Linked DNA regions of Homo sapiens: region 1 is linked to region 2. The links are chromatin contacts, found by Hi-C or POLR2A ChIA-PET in ENCODE. All regions are on one chromosome and are shown on one strand. The core of a region is the stretch at or near the end of the contact, and the rest is flanking DNA. Distances in the headings are between cores, read along the strand shown.

The links. A loop is a pair of places that touch in the nucleus more often than their neighbours do. ChIA-PET counts read pairs that join two places held with the same protein, here RNA polymerase II (POLR2A). Pooled maps may share reads with other maps.
Region 1: a map of endothelial cell of umbilical vein shows a loop between it and region 2 (7-fold over the local background). The contact joins two enhancer-like sites. A Hi-C loop is called at or near these places in 4 of 168 maps with a recorded cell type or tissue (Caco-2, endothelial cell of umbilical vein, heart left ventricle and 1 more) and 7 of 50 pooled maps. POLR2A ChIA-PET finds 5 or more read pairs at or near these places in 3 of 52 experiments (H1, activated T-cell and naive thymus-derived CD4-positive, alpha-beta T cell).

The regions. Positions count from the first base shown.
Region 1 is chr17:56,866,905-56,870,298 of GRCh38, reverse strand. DGKE (diacylglycerol kinase epsilon) reads right to left here. Exons shown (of 12, transcript NM_003647.3): 12 at 732-3,394. The region is part of intron 1 of LOC124904037 (a long non-coding RNA gene); the gene reads left to right. Among named protein-coding and RNA genes, the nearest start is that of MIR3614, 23 kb to the left of the region's middle. Within about 2 kb of position 2,103, at least 2 of the 41 ENCODE cell types and tissues checked have a DNase peak (open chromatin) inside an H3K27ac peak, as active enhancers do; they include endothelial cell of umbilical vein, where a contact is called at or near this core.
Region 2 is chr17:56,936,185-56,939,474 of GRCh38, reverse strand. It overlaps COIL (coilin), which reads left to right. Exons shown (of 7, transcript NM_004645.3): 7 at 321-1,276. The coding sequence ends at 404. Among named protein-coding and RNA genes, the nearest start is that of COIL, 23 kb to the left of the region's middle. Within about 2 kb of position 1,679, at least 2 of the 41 ENCODE cell types and tissues checked have a DNase peak (open chromatin) inside an H3K27ac peak, as active enhancers do; they include endothelial cell of umbilical vein, where a contact is called at or near this core.

The DNA.
Region 1 (3,394 bases), core at 854-3,353, 70 kb after region 2:
CCAATCATAAGCAGCCAACTAACATGATCATGAGACTGGGGACTTTCCAAGAAAGTAAGCCAAAAAAGGCAACCAATCAAATCATTTCTTAATTTTGCTTCTGTATGCACTCTATGAATACTTGCCTCTGATGTTGTGTCATTGAAACACTAAATCCTCATTGGGTTTGGGGTTTCCCAAGTCACGAATTGCTTCTTAAGTACATTCTAAAATTTTATTGTGCCTGCTTTTTTTTCTTTTACAATAGTCCATGTGTAATACTTTTAGCTCATCATCTCCAAACTCCTTCCATGAGTAACTTTTTGGTATATGATGTTTCCTTGTACAGGGAATTCCTCAGACAGCCGCATAAGCCCTAGTCCTAGTGCTCAGAACAATGACACGTCTGCCAATATTTAACACTTTTAAAATACTGTTGGTGGTGGTTGTGTTGATGATGAAAGGCAGTGGGGAGGATGGCCTGGGTTCAATCTCTAGCTCCGGGCTATCAATGTATATAACATGGAGCCAATAATGTCTACCTCACAGAAATACAGATTATAAAATAAAAAGTAAAAGCATGTGACACCTAACTGTACAATAAATGTGTGAAGCTGTTTAAGTCCAAACATGGATCATTACATGTAAGATGGCCTATGTGTGAACATCAGCAGCTATCACAGCCACGTTCACATATATGTAAATTATCAAGGGGCATTACGCTTGGCACTGTTTAAAAGAAAGCAGGCAAGTGATCAAGTGAATTTTTATTACAAAAATTTTATAAAAATGGATTTCCAGGTAAAGATGGCAGAATAAAGCAGGACTACAGAATATTCTTCCTCTAATGCCTAATAAAATGAATAAAAGATGTTACATGCCACAGTACATTTTTCAGATCGTTACTGATAAATCAGAAAGCTTTATGAAAATCCAGATGGAAGGAAACACACAGTTCTGCCATGCATATTAAGATGCATTCACTCTCCTGCCCTAATAATTATCATATAACCTTATGGTAGACGATAGTCAATTAGTTGCCAACCAATACTTAAAAATTAGATTTCATATACTCTAAACTTCTGTCTTTTCTAGAAAAATAAATTGTTTACACTAGGCCTGCTTCCCAGGAATCATGTGCTCCAGTTTACCGAAGTCTCTACAACTCTTACCTTCGTTGCTTGCCCAGCTCCTGTAAGCACTTGCAACCCGTAGGTGGGCATTAATTCCCATTCTTACAGAGAAAGAAAATTTGAGGCTCAGGAAGAACAAGTGTTAAGTTACAGTAGTAGAGGCTGGGTTTCCATTCAGGTATTTCAAATAAGTGATACATTTTTCCATACTCTACCAACTGAAAATAAGGTGAATTCACCTTTGATCCCACTTACTGCTCTACTCTGCCAGGAGCCAGTTTATATGCGTGAGAATGAATGTTTCTCCTAACACACGTGTATGATTCTGTGCTCTTAGGCTACAAAAGCCATGCAATATGAATTTTTTATTCTTTCTGTCTAAAAGTATGTGATCAGAACTTGCCACATATATGTTTGCCCTGCTGTAGACCAAGAACCACTTTTTGGGACACTAAGTCAAAGCTGCTTATTGTATCTCATGGTTGTGTCAAAAAACTACACAGTATCATACTTACGTGCTGCACTTTTAATTTTATTAAAAAAGAAGCAAGTATCTTCAACATACCAAATGCTTTCACATTTCTGCCTGCAGGCACTGACCACAAAAATACAGACCCAACACAACAAAAGCAATTAACACAAGATAATTAAGTGGTAGTTACAAGTGGTGGGCAGGGGAAAGTGCAAGAGGCCAGCTGGCTGAGCAAGTGGAGTCATCACATGTGTCCTCAACATTGTGGGTTTAGGGATCCAGTGCAATCAGTTCACTTCTAAGAGGACTGGGGTTGAGGACTCGAGCTAGGCTGCTCTAAACTTGTACAAACAGAATTACAAATCAGAGTGCCAATTTATCTGTAGGGTTTGTTTAAGCAGTTCAGATCTGAAAGACTGCTGGCAGAGCCCTGAACTGGACTGAGAACAAACGTTTTTATGAGCCATCATCATCCACCTCCACAAAGTGCCTGCCTTACTCTAGGGTTTTTCTCAGCCAAATCTACTCATCTGATCAGGATGCCCTCTTGCCTGGACAATGTCAGAGGAACAAGGAAAACAACTGAGCTTTCCAGCTCTTCCTTTTCAACATTCCATGTTAGTCACCAAAAAGTAACACATAATGGAAATTCTCTAGATTACAGCTTATTTCCTGTTTAGTGCATTCTGTGTTGATGTCGTCCTTTAACAGTGAGGTAGCTCAGGGCATCCTTAGAGAGACTGAAGTGTTCTTGGTCTGATATCTGATACCAGCAACACATTTCTTTCTTTTTTTTTTTTTTTGAGATGGAGTCTCACTCTTTGGCCCAGGCCCCACTGCAGTGGCACTATCTCGGCTCGCTGCAAGCTCCGCCTCCCTGCAAGCTCTGCCTCCCGGGTTCACGCCATTCTCCTGCCTCAGCCTCCCGAGTAGCTGGGACTACAGGTGCCCGCCACCATGCCCGGCTAAATTTTTGGATTTTTAGTAGAGGCGGGGTGTCACCGTGTTAGCCAGGATAGTCTCGATCTCCTGACCTCGTGATCCACCTGCCTCAGCCTCCCAAAGTGCTGGGATTACAGGCGTGAGCCACCACGCCCGGCCTTTTTTTTTTTGAGATGGAGTCTTGCTCTGTTGCCCAGGCTGGAGTGCAGTCATGTGATCTCCGCTCACTGCAAGCTCTGCCGCCTGGGTTCGAGCAATTCTCGTGCCTCAGCCTCCTGATTAGCTGGGATTAAAGGCATGTGCCAATGTACCTGGCTAATTTTTTTTGTATTTTTAGTAGAGACGGCGTTTCACCATGTTGACCAGGCTTGTCTCAAACTCCTGACCTCAGGTGATACGCCTCCCTTAGCCCCCCAAGTGCTGGGATTACAGGTGTGAGCCACCGTGCCCAGCCTCAGCAGCACATTTCTATTTATAGTTTCTAGGTGATTTATTTTCTGCAGACTTTCTTGCATATGGTTAAGCCCAATCATTTCATTTAAGTTTTATAAACGTCTGTATTAGAGGATGGCATTTTAAAATTCTTTCCCCAGAACCCTGGAATGTACCTTTCTGGGCTATGCAAGCCTCATGCACTGACTACACAGGGCCACATGGGTAAATATATATGTATTGATGTGTATTTACATATCAAAAATTAAATAGACTATATGCTTAAATTAGAAACACAAAGAACAAAGGCTAAGTTCACTGCTTTACTATTCAATAAAATAGCTTTAAAAACTGTGAAACAGCCAAGTGGCCACATTCTAAACAGCGACGGAGACCTCCAAAATATTCTGTCCACCAAAAAAACACGAAGTTTCTG
Region 2 (3,290 bases), core at 430-2,929:
CCTGGCCTCTTTTTTTTTGTTTTGTTTTTTAATTAAAAAAAATAATAGAGATGGGGTCTCACTAGGTTTCCCAGGCTGATCTTGAACTCCTGGGCTCAAGCATTTCTCCCCCTCGGCCTTCCAAATTGCTGGGATTACAGGTGTGAGCCACAGCGCCTGGCCTAAAGAGTTACTATACTGCAATTGAACTCAGTTTATTGGAACCCAAATTATTCCCGTTCTTCAATCATTCTACACAGACGGAAAATTTACGTGGCTGAATTAACCGGTATGACCTCAAAATGAAGTGCCTAAACTGGGTATTTTGTCTTTTTCCTCAGATCACTGTATTTTGGAAAGAGTTGATTGACCCAAGACTGATTATTGAATCTCCAAGTAACACATCAAGTACAGAACCTGCCTGAGTATGACCTCTCCACCTTATAGTTTATGAATGTCTTGTTTGTGAAAGTGACTATAACCCAAACTTTTTTTTTTTTTTAAAGAGGATTTGGAAGTTGTATGGATTTTTTTGTTATCTTCACTTTACTGCATAGGAAACAATCTACCTCATCATTTAAAATGACATGGGTGTCGGTTTTGTAGATCTTTGGTTTTTTTGTCAGGTTTAATTTCAGTTAACAAAATGTAAAACATGACATTCCCTGCAGATATTGTTGTATACCAGTATGGTTTCTTCTCTTTCTTTAAATGTTTTTGGCCATCAAGTAGCAGTCGTCAGTAGGAGTTTATAATACCAAGAATGTGCTGCGTATCTTGTCTCAATAAGTTTTAAGTAACATTTAAAAATATTAAAGCATGTTATTTGACCTAATTTTTTAGCATTTGAGTTGTTCCATTAAATGGAGCATCTTGTAAATTTCAAGTATTTTATACTTGCAATTGTTAAGAGTTAACAGGTAGTTGGATTTGTCGCAGACAATGAGTTAAGGAATCCTTTCACGTTTTTCCCAACTTTAAAATTAAGGATTCTCAGGTCCCTGTGTAGAGCAGTGAAAATAAGATGTGCGTATGTGTGTGTATGCCTGGAGAATTGGTGTTTCACTTCAGTGAGAGGATTGGCTGTGAGCTTCAGACCAGGAAATGTGTCATCTTGCCAGGCACCTGGCTGAGTGTGCTGGAGTGAGGATCTTGAACAGAAACTTCCTTTTCTGTTATTATTCACTACGAAGCTAAAATGGCCAAATATATACCGTGAAAATTGGTTTCATTTAACAAAAGATCAGATCCCTCCTTCAGCTGTACACATTTTTAAATAAAATCATATTGAACTAAACATCTCTACCGAGTTATCATGTTGAGTATTGCAAATTATTGTCTTATTTTACAATAACGTGAGAGATTACAATTTTCTGTAATAAGAAGGTTTGCTTTGACTGATGAGTCTGATGTTGCAAAGTTTGGTTCAGTGGAGTTCATCTGATCTGGGAGCCACTGTGCCAGTGGAGATGCTGGCCAGTTTTACTTTGCATGACATGAATGTGTTTCAAAATGTGCATTTATTGATTTGTAATGAGAAGTATTACTCCCGAAAGGATGAGAGTAATGTGAACGGTGGGATCTTGGCACTGGGGTTCTGTGTAGCACAGTTGCCTTCCAGGGTTTGGAAAACAAATTAAGATAACTAGTGAACATTGACCAAAGGAAAATTTTGACCTCAGGGTGTGTTTTTCTCAGATTATTATCAGTTTATGAGTCACTCCTTTCCTCTGTTGTGTTTGTCAGACTATGAATAGAGTCCCCAAGAAGGATTATGAAGTCAATTTAGGGGGACCATGACCAGCATTTTGAAAAATAAAATACAATAGAATAGAAAAACAAAAAGTGCATTACATCCAGCGATGCTTTTCTTTTTTTGAGACCAAGTCTCACTCTTTCGCCCAGGCTGGAGTGCAGTGGCATGATCTCTCTCGGCTCACTGCAACCTCTGCCTCCCAGGTTCAAGTGATTCTCCTGCCTCAGCCTCCCCAGTAGCGGGGATTGCAGGCGCCCGCCACCACGCCCCGGCTAATTTTTGTATTTTTAGTAGAGACGGGGTTTCACCATGTTGGCCTGGCTGATCTCAAACTCCTGACCTCGGGTGATCCACCCGCCTTGGCCTCTCAAAGTGCTGGGATTACAGGCATGAGCCACCACGCCCAGCCACTATTTTTCCGTTGTCTTGAAGTGCTTAAGTTCTCCAACTCCAACCATATCACTGATACAGTTGGTCTCTTCTTTGCTGTCCTCCTGTTGGGCACTGCGGTGGTAACTTAATTACCTGCTAACTTTCCTTTTTAGCTACTTCCAAGTCTGGATTTGTTGGGTCATTCACTTTCTGCTCCCTCAACTGTTCCGAAGGGATGACATCACAAAAACTCTTTTTCACAGGCAAAAGAACTAGCCCACTCAACACGTGGATACCATTTGGTTCTAATTTTCCACTTCTTTATACTTAACAGCAGCTGTTGCAAACTTTTTCCTTAAGTCTTCTTCCCCCAATGTCAGCTTGACAACCTTTTGCAGTTCACAAACCAAGACAGGCAGGAACATGTACCTCTCCTTTGTGCCCTTCGCTTCATTGTAATGAATGCACTGATGTGTTTTTCTCCCCACTTGACTGTTCACAGCTCTTGCTTACAAGACCTGCTATGTCAGTGTAGGTCTAATCAGGAGGGAGAAACCACATAGTGATCCAAACAGGAAGAGTTTAATATAAAGAATTCCTGATTCTCACTGGGATCGGAGTGATGAGGAACTGGCTAGTAAGAAGTAAAGAGAACTCAAAATACAGGAATAGCAGATACAAGAACCAGCTACTACCCGGGGGCTGAGATATACACCCAAGGAAGAGCCCCCAGACTCTGCCCTCAGGCTGTGAGCAGACTCCTTTGGGAAGGCATGGCTCTACCTCACTGAAGGACATGAGGAGTCACCACGATACTGCACCAGCAGAACTTGCTGGAAACCTGTCATCTTCTAAATCTTGACACATTTAATTAAGCGATATTTTAAAATTGCATTTGTTAATATTGCCAAATATGTGATCTTATCAGGAAAGTCTTAAGTATTGGGAAGTTGTCAGCTCACGATGGCAGATACAAGTTTTCCAAAATTCTAATTTTTGCTTGAAAGCTCAGTTTTTCATTGGCAACAAATACTGTTTGTTCTTGAATTAAGTGGCTCACTTTATTGTCAAGAAAATGTGGGCCGGGCACAGTGGCTCACGCCTGTAATTCCAGCACTTTGGAAGACCAGCCTGGCCAACATGGCAAAACCACATCTCTACTAAAAAATACAAAAATTAGCTG